Regions from separate parts of the Homo sapiens genome. Here region 2 is linked to region 1. A link is an interaction called in ENCODE POLR2A ChIA-PET data of the cell type or tissue named here. Cell type or tissue: PC-9. All regions are shown on one strand. Each heading gives the region's core, and the rest is flanking DNA. Links, peaks and the distances in the headings are about the cores only.

The links. ChIA-PET counts read pairs that join two places held together with the same protein. Peaks named below come from ENCODE experiments on the same cell type or tissue, not always from the same donor. Only the 100,000 strongest peaks of a DNase experiment are listed, where the experiment ranks them.
Region 2: POLR2A ChIA-PET joins it to region 1 with 9 read pairs; 2 of 35 experiments call an interaction of 5 or more read pairs at or near these places.

Annotation. Positions count from the first base shown.
Region 1 is chr3:188,805,253-188,812,305 of GRCh38, reverse strand. All of the region lies in intron 9 of LPP (LIM domain containing preferred translocation partner in lipoma), which reads right to left. Among named protein-coding and RNA genes, the nearest start is that of MIR28, 120 kb to the right of the region's middle. In PC-9, for the core only: no CTCF peak of the experiment used is centred there; no DNase peak of the experiment used is centred there.
Region 2 is chr3:188,227,655-188,234,707 of GRCh38, reverse strand. All of the region lies in intron 2 of LPP (LIM domain containing preferred translocation partner in lipoma), which reads right to left. Among named protein-coding and RNA genes, the nearest start is that of FLJ42393, 53 kb to the right of the region's middle. In PC-9, for the core only: no CTCF peak of the experiment used is centred there; a DNase peak (open chromatin) is centred at 3,527.

The DNA.
Region 1 (7,053 bases), core at 907-5,906:
ACTGCAAGCACCAATAAAAGGAATTGGGGAGCATTGTAGTGAGGAATTTTGTAGTTGAAACACACAGAGGAAAAGCAGAGTAACCAAAATTATCCAGATTTTACTTTATTTCTTATTGCTTAGATCATCAACTATATGAACTACACTTAATGTTGAAAATAAAATATATTTATAGAATATCTATAAACGTACTCAACCTTGACCTAGGAACAGACCAGGAGGAACGTAAGGGAATAAGAATTCTTTCCACAAAGATCCTCTTACTACCTTACAAAAACTTTGGTGGGGAATAAAAGAATGATGAAGACAATATTCTAATGATCTGCAACACAAAGGACAAATGCTTGAAGGGAGATGGATACCCCATTCTCCGTGATGTGATTATTATGCATTGCATGTCTATATCAAAACATCTTATGTACCCCATAAATATATACATCTACTATGTATCCACAACTTTTTTAAGGATTTAAAGAAAAAGAAAACAACAAAAGCACAATGTTCCAATACTCAAACGTTTCAGTGTAACTGAGAGATCTCATTAAGTACATTTACTAGCAAAAATTTACCCCAGGCAAGTCCCTTCCCTTCCCTAAGCCTCAGTTTCCTCATCTATAAGATGAGAAAGTTTTCGACCCCAAGACAGTTTTGGACCCCATGATCTGTAAGGGTCTGTCCTTAATAAATGGTTCTAAGATTATTTCTTCCAGTGCAAAAGACCTGGATATCCCCAGTAATTGCTATAAAACAAGGCCATAGGTTTCTTTCCTAACATAATGACTAAGTTCTATAATCCAATTCTTACGCACTATCTACACTGCTATACTTAAAGGTTAATATCAAATGATGTCTTCTCCAATATGCTTTTATTGATTTCCCCAATCATAATTTTTCTCTCCCTACTCTTTGAGCGTGTGTGCGTGTGTGTGTGTGTGTGTGTGTGTGTGTGTGTGTATACAGCACTTAATCATTTTCTCGCTTTCAAGACCCCTAAGGTCAGTAACTTTTCCTTCACTTTTCATTTCCTAAATGCCCACTGTATAACAGGTTCTCAGTTAATGCTTGGGGATGTGAATATCTATAGTTCTCTTATGTTACAGTCTAAATGATATCCTATGGCCACTTAAGATAGGTACACTTTTCTATGAGTTATACTTCATTGAAAATTTTTATATCAATAATTTACTGAAATCATTATATGCACATATATATATACCCTATAACTCATACATGTGTGTGTGTCGTATGTATTCTCCTACAATTAATGAATTCCATTCCTACATCTATACCCTTGAGAAATATTTTATATATGTACACCAAAAGACATGTGCTCATAGAAGCATTCCTTGTTGTCATGAACCTAACCATAAATAATTCAAATGTCTACTAATAGAACAAAAAAATTATGGTATTTTTCATTCAATCAAAAATTATATAGAATTGAAAATAATTATGGCTTCTGTACAAGATGGAGAAAATGAAAGGAGCACCACTCCCACCCATACAATAATTTAAAACAAGCCAGACAGTGTGCAAATCTAAAACTGGTTTTGAATCCATAGAGAACTGAGGCTGCAGAACAACCAACTACCGTAGTGTCCTTTTATCCGTGGAAGATACCTTCCAAGACCACCAGTAGATACTGAAACTGTGGATACAACCTAACCCCTATACATACTGTTTTTTCCTATACATACATACTTATGATAAAGTATAATTTATAAATTAGACACAAAAAAGATTAATAGCAATAACTAATAATAACGTAGAACAATTATAGCAATATCCTGTAATAAAAGTTACATGTATGTGGTCTCCCTCTCTCTCTCTCTCTCTTTCTCTCTCTTTGTAGAGAGACAATAGTCTCTACATGACTATTGTAATGTAGTCACCTATTTTTGGACTGTGGTTGACCATGGGTAACTGAGACTGCAGAAGGCAAAACTACTGATAAGTGGGAGTTGGGGAAACTACTGTAACCTGAAATCTAAGGAAAGATAGATGCCTCTGAGGAGAGACAGGATGTGAACACTTGCAGAACACTAAGGCAGATGCCTTACTGCCTTAAGGCCTCTGAATGCCATACTATTGGTAACAGAAAAAAAAAACTACAGTTATTAACCAGTTGCAAGAGACTAGTTGTAGGGTAGTATTAAAACACAGAATCTTTGGGCAGTGCAGATAGAAGCGGAATTTAATTTATACTCTTTTCCTCAGATCTCAGCAGATGCTCACACGAAAGACCTGAGGCAGAATAAGAGTACTGATAGACCAATGGAACAGAGCAGAGACCTCAGAATTTACACCACACATCTACAACCATCTGATCTTCAACAAACCTGACAAAAACAAGCAATGGGGAAAGGGTTCCTTATTTAATAAATGGTGCTGGGAAAACTGGCTAGCCATATGCAGAAAACTGAAACTGGACCCCTTCCTCACATCTTACACAAAAATTAATTCAAGATGGATTAAATACTTAAATATAAAACCCAAAACCATAAAAGCCCTAGAAGAAAACTTACACAATACCATTCAGGACATAGGCATGGGCAAAGATTTCATGAGGAAAATGCCAAAAGCAACTGCAACAAAAGCTAACATTGACAAATGAGATCTAATTAAACTAAAGAGCTTCTCCACAGCAAAATAAACTATCATCAGAGTGAACAGGCAACCTACAGAAAGGGAGAAAATTTTTGCAATCTATCCATCTGACAAACGTCTAACATCCAGAATCTAGAGGAACTTAACAAATTTATAAGAAAAAACCAAACAACTTTATCAAAAAGTGGGCAAAGGATATGAACAGACACTTCTCAAAAGAAGACATTTATGTAGTCAACAAACATGAAAAAAAGCTCAATGACACTGATCATTAGATAAATGCAAATCAAAATCACAATGAGATGCCATCTCATGACAGTCAGAATGGCGATTATTAAAAAGTCAAGAAACAATATATGCTGGCCAGGCTGTGGAGAAATAGGAACATTTTTACACTGTTGTTGGGAATGTAAATTAGTTCAGCCATTGTGGAAGACAGTGTGGTGATTCCTCAAGGATCTAGAACCAGAAATACCATTTGATCCAATAATCTCATTACTGGATATATATCCAAAGGAATATAAATCATTCTACTATAAAGACACATGTACCTGTATGTTTACTGCAGCACTATTTTTCAATAGCAAAGACATGGAACCAACCCAAATGTCCATCAATAATAGACTGGATAAAGAAAATGTGGTACATGTACACCATGGAATACTATGCAGCCATAAAAAGGAATGAGGTCATGTCCTTTGCAGTGACATGGATGAAGCTGGAAGCCATCATCCTCAGCAAACTAACACAGGAACAGAAAACCAAACACTGCATGTTCTCACTTATAAGTGGGAGTTTTAACAATGAGATCACATGGACACAGGGAGAAGCACAACATACATCTGAGCCTGTTGGGGGATGGGGGCAAAGGGAGGGAGACCATCAGGACAAATAGCTAATGTATGTGGGGCTTAAAACTAGACAACGGGTTGATAGGTGCAGCAAACCGCCAGGGCACACATATACCTGTGTAACAAACCTGCATGTTCTGCACATGTATCCTGGAACTTAAAGTAAAATAGAATAAAATAAAAAGCAAAAAAGAGTACTGATAAAGTATCTGTTGTGGTGCAGGCTTCAGGAGCGGAACAGCAGCAGCTCTGGGAAAGGCTTAATGCCCTGCCCATATACTTCTCCCGGATTGTCCCTTTGGAATAAAGGTCTTCAGCCCCAGGAAAATAACAGTGAGTCTTGTGGCTCTTAGGGCACCAGTGATAACTCATCATAGGTAGGGGAAAAGAATAAGAAGTGATTTTAGTCCCGGGGAGAGGCAGGATCACTGAAACAGCCTGCTTCGGAGACTCACAGCCACACTGCCTCTCTAAAACTGAAGGTAACAGCAGAAAATGTCCCTCTGCCTCAAAAGCATCAAGTAAAAAGTAACAGCAATCAAGTTCAACCACAAAACTAATTTACATTCCCACCAACAGTGCAAAATTTGGGAGACAGACAAAAAAAGAAGTTGTCTCTGTGGTACAGGCACAAAAAGAAGATCTAAATCTGAGGGTGGAGCAAATACTGAGAAAGTCCTTTTGGAAAACCACTCCTCACCACAAAGACAAAGTAACATTAGAGATATTTGAAATCTGTGGTGCACTAAGGGGAATCACAGCAACAACAACAACAAAAAATTCAAATCAAGGCCAACTTCTGACAAGATTGACACAAACACCCCACACTAAAGGCCTAACAAAAGAAAAGGCATGTTCATTTACAGGTGTGAAATATATTAGCCTATCTTTATTATCCTATATAATATGTCTGGCTTTTAACAAAAACTTACCTGGCATACCAAGAAGTAAAAATAACAACACACTGTCAAGAGACAAAGCAACAAACAGAAATAGACTCAGAAATAAGACAGATGTTGGATTGATCAGATAGGGAATTTAAAATAACTATGATTAATGTTTAAGGCTCTAGTGAAAAAGGAAGAAAATTTGCATGATCTCAAAGATATAGAGACTGTCATATGAGAATATTTCTCATTCTGTCTTATGAAAATAAAATGAAAATGCTAGAAATGAAAATCATAGTAACAGAGAAGAAGAATACTTTGAATAGGCTCATAAGCAGACTCAACTGGGGAAAGAATTAGTAAACTTAAAGATAGGTCAATAGAAATTTATAGAAAGAGTGAAAAGTAAGAGAACAGAGCATCAAAGAATTATAGAAAAATATTAAGCCTGTATGTAGTTAGAACTCCAAAGAGAAAATATAAAAGAATGAAGGCAACAAACCACCAAAACAAAATAAAAATTGAAGAGATATTGGCTATCTTCTAAAGAATAAACAACCAACTGAAGATAGAAGAGCCAAGAAATTAAGGGACTGACAAACAGGATATATACAAACACTAAAACTAAAACCAGAAAACTAAAACTAAAAACCCTAATAAACATAGCTTCAAGCTGTTAGAAAAGAGACAAAGGATAAAAGTTTGAGATCAGTCAGAAAACAAAAATTCATACTGCATTGAAAGCAAGAAAGACATTGACAGCAGACTTCTTGTCAGAAACTATGCAAGTGAGAAAACAATGAAGTGACATCTTAAAAGTGATAAAAGGAAAAAGGCCAACCAATTCTCTACTTGGTAAAAATAGTTTTCAAATGAAGGAGAATTAAAAACTGTTTCAGGACAGAATTGAAGAAATATTGAAGGGAGCTCTTCAAGCAGAAGGAATACGGTATCAGACACAAAGGTGGATTTATACAAAAAAATAAAGTGCTGAAAAAGCAGAAATGAATTAGCTTTCTCATTATTTTTAATTGCTCTAAAAGATAACATTCTAAAGCAAAATTAGTATCAATGTGCTGTGTATTTATAGAATATATATAAGTAAAATGAATGACAACAAGAACACGAAAAGATGGTAAGTAAATTGAGAGTAACAATTGTAAGGTCCTGAAACTACTCAGACAGTGATATAATAGTATTTGAAGGTAAACTCTAGTTAATTAAAGGTGTATATTGCAAATCAAAGGGTAATACTAACATTAAAATCAAGAGTATAAATAATAAACAAATAGTGTAAATGAGATGGAATTGTGAAAAACATTTAATTCAAAGAAAGGCAGGAAGAGAAAAATATAGCAGATGGAAAAGTAACAAAAGCTGATTGTGAATTTCAATCCAACTATATCAATAATCACATCAAATGTAAATAGTGTAAACACACAAATTAAAATACAGATGGTCAAATTGGATAAAATGAAAGACGTATCTGTCTAAAAGCAAGCTACTTCAATTATATAGACATTGATAGACTAAAAACAAAAGGCTGGAAAAATACTTTGTAAACTAATAAAAGAAAGTTAAATTAATATTATCTAAAATTCAGAACAAGAATATTTTCAGAGTTAAAGAATCATATTATGTAATAAGGAAGGAATTGAATATGGGGTTAAGATGATATAACAATCCTAATGTATGTGCACTTAACAGTATGGCTTCAAAATACATTAAAACAAAAACCATACAAGTGAAAGGAGAAATAGACAAACCTACAATTATGCTCAAAGTTTCAGTATCCCTCTAATAATTTACTGAAAAAGAAGACAGAAAATCAGTAAGAATAGAGAGAACTTGTACAATACTGTTAGCCAAATTAACCTAATTGACAACTATAGAACACTTCACCTAATAATAGCAGAATACACATATTTTTGAAATGTGCAGAGCATTAACCAAGATATACCATATTTCTAGCACATAAAACAAACCTCAACAAATTTAGATGAATTTAAGTTACACAAAACATGTTCACAGATCACAAGGAAATAAACTAAAAGACAATAACAGAAAGGCCTAGAAAAAATATCCAAATATTTAAAAATTAAATAACACATTTCTAAATAAACCATGCGTCAAAAAAATTACTAGATACATTAGAAAATATCTTGAATGAAAATGAAAACACAATATATCAAAATTTGTAGAATGCAACTTAAGCAGTACTTTGAAATTGGATGTTCATATTAGAAAAAAACAAAAGATCTCAACTCAACAACTGAATCTTTAACTTTAGGGAAATAGAAAGAGAAGAGCAAACTTAACCCAAGCCAAGCAAAAGTAGTAAAATAATAAAGAGCAGAAGTCAATATAATTGAGAGCAGAAAACCAATAGAGAAAATCTCAGTGAAACCAAAAGCTAATTCTTTTGTGAAAAAAAAATCACAACAAACTCTATTCAGACTTACCAAGAAGAAAAAAAAGAAATAAGACATTAATTATAAATATCATGAATGAGAGGGAAACAATACCACAGTACTTACAGACATTAAAATGAGATTAAATGGACCAATTTTCTAAGAGATGCAAACTGTCAATTAACAAGAATAAAATTTGTAGATTAAAGCCTTCTAACAAAGAAAATTCCAGGTCCAGATGGCTTCACTGGCAAACTGTACCAAACATTTAAATAATAATACCAATTCCATACAAAT
Region 2 (7,053 bases), core at 625-5,624, 580 kb after region 1:
TCATGGATCTTCTAGAACTTCTTATTCTAGCTTTTCATCTCCCACAGCCAGCCTACGTGTATGAATGTGAGAGTCAAATGTGTAGCTTTTAACCATCTCTGTGTCAGAGAATCAGCTTCTAAAACTTAATGGGCTACGTGATCTTGGGCAAGACACTTCACAAGTCAGTAAATCAAAGCATCCAGAAGGTAGAACAAAAAGAGACATTTAAATCACCTAGTCCAAAAGCAGCTCAGATACCTCTCATATGCTTTCACTCTCCACTCCCATGGCGATATTCCTAAGTGATCATTAGCTGAGTCAGGATGCAGCCTCAGAGTCCTTCTCAGCACAGCACCTCAAGGAACCACTACCAACACATCATTTGGCCATGTGAAATAAAATCCAAACCACTCATTCCTCAGCTGAGAAAAACTGAACCACAAAGATGAGCCATGACTGACTGCCCGGGTCTCACTATTAGGAGCAGACCGGGAACTATCAAAACCCCTTACCCCATTCCTCTAAGTCATTTCTCCTCCCTAACTCTGACAGTCTGTGAATAGCCCTTGGAGCAGGGGTGGGGGTTTGCTATTACACTAAGTTCCATAAGAGTACAGATAACGGGTTTCTAACAAGGGGAAGGAGCAACACAGGAGGCTTAAAGGAAGATGTGCATTTGAGCAGGCTACAGAAGGATGCTATTTGTGGGAACCAGTGAAGTATGCCTTTAGCAGAAGAAAAGTTAGGATTGGGGTGAGCATTCCAGCAGAAGAAACAGCATAAGCAGAGGAATGGTGAGGACTCTGGAGTGCTGAGCAGGGGGTGAGCAGCGGCTACACACAGAGGCCATGGAGGGTGGCAGTGGGGATTGGGAGCGAAGAAAATGACAAGATTAAAAGAGTAACCAGAGACTTTGTGGAGTTGTAAATGCTGATTTTTAAAAATTGACTTAAAGGCCTTAAGTGTAATAAATGGTAAAAGAAGATTTAAACAGGAGTAGAAGGAAAAGTAAAGAATATATCTCCATTCTCAATGGGGGGAAAAAGCCTTGCTATAAACTGTATTACAGGAATACTTTCATTATGTAAAAACCTATTTTGTTTTCATGTCATTCTTAGATTACATCATAGAGTGGCTGCAGCCATCTCACACTATATTATAAATAAATCACTGGCTTAATCATAGAATGAGCCAGGGCCTCAGATTTAAAAGGAAAACATTAGATCATTTTTAATAACTGATATAACTCAAACCAGTTGGCATTGAACCACGGTGAGGTGATCTCATCCTGAAGAAGTCCAAAAAGGACCCAAAGCAGGTCAGAGCTGAGCAGGTCCCAGAGACACTTCCATTTACAGATGAAGAGGTTGCTAATGGCACCTGAGTAGAATTCACCCCTGGACTAGTCTTGCCATTAAAATCAACACTTACTTTCCAGTAGTGATGCCCAATAAGCCTTCCCCATGAAACACAGTGGATAAAGGTTTTGTTCCTAGAGCCACTATATTTCCAGGTATCAGAAAACATGAGCACATTATGATGTTTGTAGTTAGGCCTTGGGAGTCATTATGCAAAATTAGAAATGTTGAGGCTATTAATTATTCAGGAAACATGAAATCTGGGGTGACCAATACACAAACGCTGCAGGTCTAGGCCAATCCAAGGGGACAGTGTAAACAGGACATGAGATAATGGCCTAACAAAGAAAAGAACTAAGGGTGATCTCCAGCAAAGAGTTATGGACTCTTAAGGTGATCAGAAACTTAACATTTAATGTGTGCCAACTACATAAGAAGTACCACACTCAATAGGTACTTTATAGACATTACGCTGCTTTGAGAGCACCAAAGACTCTGAAGTAGGCACTCTTCACTCCATGGCTTGCAGAAGTGAAAACAGGCTAAAAAAAACTAAGTGAACTAGGTAGGATTCAGTGACTAACGTGACAGTCTTCCTACTCCAAATTCCTCTTTACCATGTTGTCCTTGTCCAACTAAAACTCTATTTCCTACTATGTACTTTTAATAAAAATGAAATAATTGGTAAGAAACACTTTAATAACAAGCAGAGTTAGCCAGGCATGGCAGCTCACACCTGTAATCCCAGCACTTTTGGAGGCCAAGGAGGGTGGATCACTTGAGGTCAAGAGTTCAAGACCAGCCTAACCAACATGGTGAAACCTCCTCTACTAAAAATACAAAAAAAAAAAAAAAAAAAAAAATAGCCGGGTGTGATGGCATGCATCTGTAATCCCAGCCACTTGGGAGGCTAAGGCAGGAGAATCGCTTGAACCTTGGAGGCAGAGGCTGCAGTGAGCTGTACCATTGCACTCCATCCTGGGCAACAGTGAGACTCCATCTCAAAAAAAAAAGAATAAGATGAGTATTAAAAAAAATTGCTGAGAGTTGAAAGGGACTATGGAGCAGGTAGTAGAATTCACGTTCTGGCCAGCCACATTCTCAGTGACCAAAGCTGTGCGTTCCTCATTTTGGCTGTAAAGTCACTAATAAGCTTGACCATAATTTTAAGGCTCCAATTTCCATTAATTTTTCTAGTTATGTGAATGTGGACTCTAAGGGAACCTGTCATCTTCTATAAAATAAACTGCGGAGCTTGATTTTGAAAAGGACTGCTTTGGTCGGGGGAAGAGAAGGATGCTCTGGAAAAGAAACTCCCTGCCAGACAGAGGGTATTGGCTGAGGTTTTATGTCTGGTCTTGTCAGTCTCAAAGTAACGTTGTATATCAGCTCTCTGTTCCTAAAACAAATGTTATTCATAACTGCAGAGATACACTGTCTGAGCCGTGTAATATTGATTTATGCAACTTTTCAGGACACAACATGGCCCACCAGGAGACGCAGACCCCTGAAATTTAACTAAAGGGACAAAATCAAAGCTCAAGATTCCAATTTTTGACCTATTTTTCCTAATCTGTTTCTGGGACAGGAGAGAGTTTGAGAAAAGAAGAGAAAACATCCTAAAAGTTGCACAGACTCATTATGCAGCAGAGACTGTGTGGAGCGGTGGAAGGCGGGGCACAGAGAGGAGCTGCAGATGGTTCCTCCCTTGACTACCGCTGGCTCTGTGGCCCTGGAAGAGTATGTGCCCTTTCCAAGTCTCGGTGTCTCACGCATACAGCAAGGGGCTCAAGCAAGAACCTTTCGACATTTCTACCAAAAAAGCTCTACCGCTGAGGAGGGCAAAAATACAGAGGTAAGGGAACACGGCATGAATTGAAAACTTGTGTTTTTCTTCTTAAAAGCCATGCCAACTTTACATCCTGTGCTATTATGTACCAGTGCTTCTCTTAAGAGTTTTAAATGGAGTTTTCCCCCAAAAATGTCTTCAAGTAAAATTGATCCACAGAGGTGTGCTGGGTTTATTCAACTGCTTCAGGCAACGTCCACTTCCACCTTAGCACATCCATGTAAACCTGGGGAATCTGTGGTAAGCAGCCCCTAAGATGGTTCCGTGTAACTCCACCTCCTGGTATTAATAACCTTGTGCTCATATTCACCCCTCCCCTTCAGTGTGGCCTGGACCTAGTGACTCGCTTCTCGTAAAGAGAATGAGGCAGAGGGAACAGTGTGTCACCTCCAGGATTAACTTATAAAAAGACTGTGATTTGCCTCTCAGGGACTCTCTCTTGCTCACTCATTTTGAGGGAAGGCAGCTGCCATGTGAGCTGCCCTATAGAGAGCCCTACACGGCAAGAAACTGAAGTCCTCAGTCCAATAATCTGTGGGGAAACAAATCCTGCCAACCATCATGCGATGTGCTTGGTAGCAAGTAGATCTTCCCCGGAGTTCAGCCTTCCGGTGAGACTGCAGGTCCAGCAACACCTGGACTGCGATGTGGTGAGAGATCTTGTGGCACCCATCCAAGCTGCTCCCAAATTTCAGAAACTGTGAGATAATATTAATCAATGCTTTTTTTCTTTTTTTTTTTTTTTGAGACAGAGTTTTGCTGTTGTTGCCCAGGCTGGAGTGCAATGGTGCGATCTCGGCTCACCGCAACCTCCGCCTCCTGGGTTCAAGCAATTCTCCTGCCTCAGCCTCCCGAGTAGCTGGGATTAGAGGCATGCCCGGCTAATTTTGTATTTCTAGTAGAGATGAGGCTTCTCCATTTTGGTCAGTCTGGTCTTGAACTCCCGACCTCAGGTGATCTGCCTGCCTCAGCCTCCCAAAGTGCTGGGATTACAGGCATAAGCCACTACGCCTGGCCTATTTTTTTCTTTCTCCCAACTCTTCATCCACGCCCCATGAGATCTGAGACTATAATTTATCTCAATTTCCCAAGCACTCAGCGTAAGGCCTGAAACATATCTGGTGATTAATAAATGTGTACCATAAATAATATGTTTCTTGTAATCCCAGCACTTTGGAGGGCCAAGGTGGATGGATCATGAGGTCAGGAGATCAAGACCATTCTGGCCAATGTGGTGAAACCCCGTCTCTACTAAAAATACAAAAATTAGCTGGGCGTGGCGGCACGCACCTGTAGTCCCAGCTACTCGGGCAGCTGAGGCAAGAGAATCTCTTGAATCCTGGAGGCGGAGGTTGCAGTGAGCCAAGATCGCACCACCGCACTCTGGCCTGGCAACGGAATGAGACTCCATCTCAAAAAAAAAAAAGAATATGTTTCTAATGTGTATTTCTCCTTTATATGTTTGTCTTTTTCCCTAACTATAAGCTTCTCAGGGTCAGGGACTAAGCCTAATTCACATAGTTTCCTAAAGATCATGAGGTTCACTAACACCCAGACCAACACTGAGATCAGGGCAGCAAACACATACTCTATGAACCAGGTGTAAATATTTGGCCACAATCTACAAAGGTCTCTCTACCCATTCAAACTTCAGATGCTGTCTACCACACAGCAACTCATTGAGGAAGACCTGAGAATTCGGATCCCCTAAGGCCATGCCTAATGTAGAGTAGAGGTATCTCCACTGTGCCAGAAGCCAAGAAATAGGAGAATGTGGAATTAGGAGGAAGGAAGCAAAAGAGAGAAAGAGATATCACTACTTTTTACTTTCGTGGACAGCAAACATACCTCCTACAAGACATCCCTGGGTTACACGAAGAACCATAGAGTTTCAGGGGACTGGATAGGTCACTGCTCAGACCCGACAAATCCTCTTGTAATTTTTGAAGCAAATAACATACAAGCAATAAAAGCTAGCTGAGCAAATGCTCACACATGCCCAGAAAGCACCTGACTGAGGAATTATAGACAGCCAAGACATTCACCTCTGACGGAAGTGACCAATGCTTTGCTTCCGGCAGAGACTAATACCTGATACTTCTGAGGACCAAAGAGGAAATATTAAAACTGAAAGCCCTTGGCGACAGTCGGCAATTGTAAACCGGTATCAACAGAGGGAAATAATTTCCTTCCTGACTCCCACTGGGCTAGTCACGCCTGGAGCAGCAGGTATGATTATCTAATCTAACAAAGTAAGAAGCCAAATGGGCTAGACTGTAGCTTCTATGGGTTCTCTCAAGCACTGAGCTTCCCGGGTTTCTTAATTTACCACCCTCCACCTCCTGTCTCAGGCAAAAATGAATGTGAAAAATAATAATACATAATTCTATTTCAATTTTAACCTGCATCATTAAGCAAAGTTGCAGATCTAGCTGCAGGACTGAGGACGAGTTAGTGCCCATCCAACCCGGAGGAGGAAGAGGTACAATGTTGGCAGGAAGGGCATACGCTGAGCATGTCTAATGTTCCCGATGCTGTGCACTGAACTTACATTGTCTTTTTCTTTATATTCAAGATGAGTCTTTAAGGAAGAAGACAACTGTAATAATGTATCATACAGGAACCACACTTTATAGTTTACAAAACAGGTTGGCATTTAACAATGCACTTGCTCTAAGCAAACATGAGAGGTAGGCAGGGCAATGATTATTGTTCCTAATTCTCAGATCAAAAAAATAAGGGTGAAGGGATGTTGTTTTTCTAGGGTTGCACATCTCATACTTGTCAGGACTTCTGTTAGGGCATCCCACCATACTCACTGCCTTTTTATGCCCTCACAAACTTCTTAAGTCAAAAGCCTCTTTCTGTCCAGTCATTTGGGATTTTGTTTGTTTAGTTGTAGAGACAGGGTCTTGCCACATTGCCCAGGCTGGTCTCAAAATCCTGGCCTCAATCGATCTTCCTGCCATGGCCTCCCAAAGCACAGGGATTACAGATGTGAGCCACGATGCCCAGCTTGTCCAGTCATTTGTTTCATTCTCATTAAATCACGTAGTCTGGCTTCATCTGTGCTACAATTCCTATACTCCCTAACAGAGAGTCAGCCAATGCCCGATAGAACACCCTTTGGGAAAGGGACCCTCACTTCCTTCAGATTTATTCTATCCATGAAAATTCATGCAGCACCTATCCCATGCCAGAGACCCCAGCAGACTCTGGAGACACACACATGAACAAGCAATGCTGTCCCTGTCCTGCCCAGGTTCTATGTTCTTGATGGCCATGAGCACGTGTGTCCCAGAATCTTGCAGCAGAATCCATGGTCTCATTCCCGTAACACTTCTTGGTTGGCCATCATTCCTGGTCCTCTCAGCATCCTCGTGTAGACAGTGCAGCTGGCTGATGCCTTTTCAGAAGGTGAGGCAGGAACTAAAGCCCGGCTCTCTAGAGGGTCTCTGACAGGGGGGCTAAAGAGGTCTGCAGAAGGCCTGTGGTTGCCCACGGAGCTTCCAGTCCTCTCTCCCTCTCCTAACAGCACCCAGATATTCCTTTGCGGGGCCACCTCTTCTCCACTGTGTGAGTACCATGAGGTTTGGATGGGACTATGTCCAAATTCAGTTTCAGGAGAATAGTGGTTCATATTACCATAATCCCATTCTCTTGGCTTCAATGACTGGTTCAGAAATATACAGTCAGCCAAGCCTATGAGAATATAGCAAACCAGGCTCTTTCCCCTAAATGGGAACAGGGATATCTATAGTTTGGGTTTCAGCAGGCAGCCGTCTCATGGCCCATGAGGTAAAACATTCCAAGGATGAAGCCCAGGCACAAAAAAGGGCAGAGCAAGAAGTGCTGCAGAAAAAC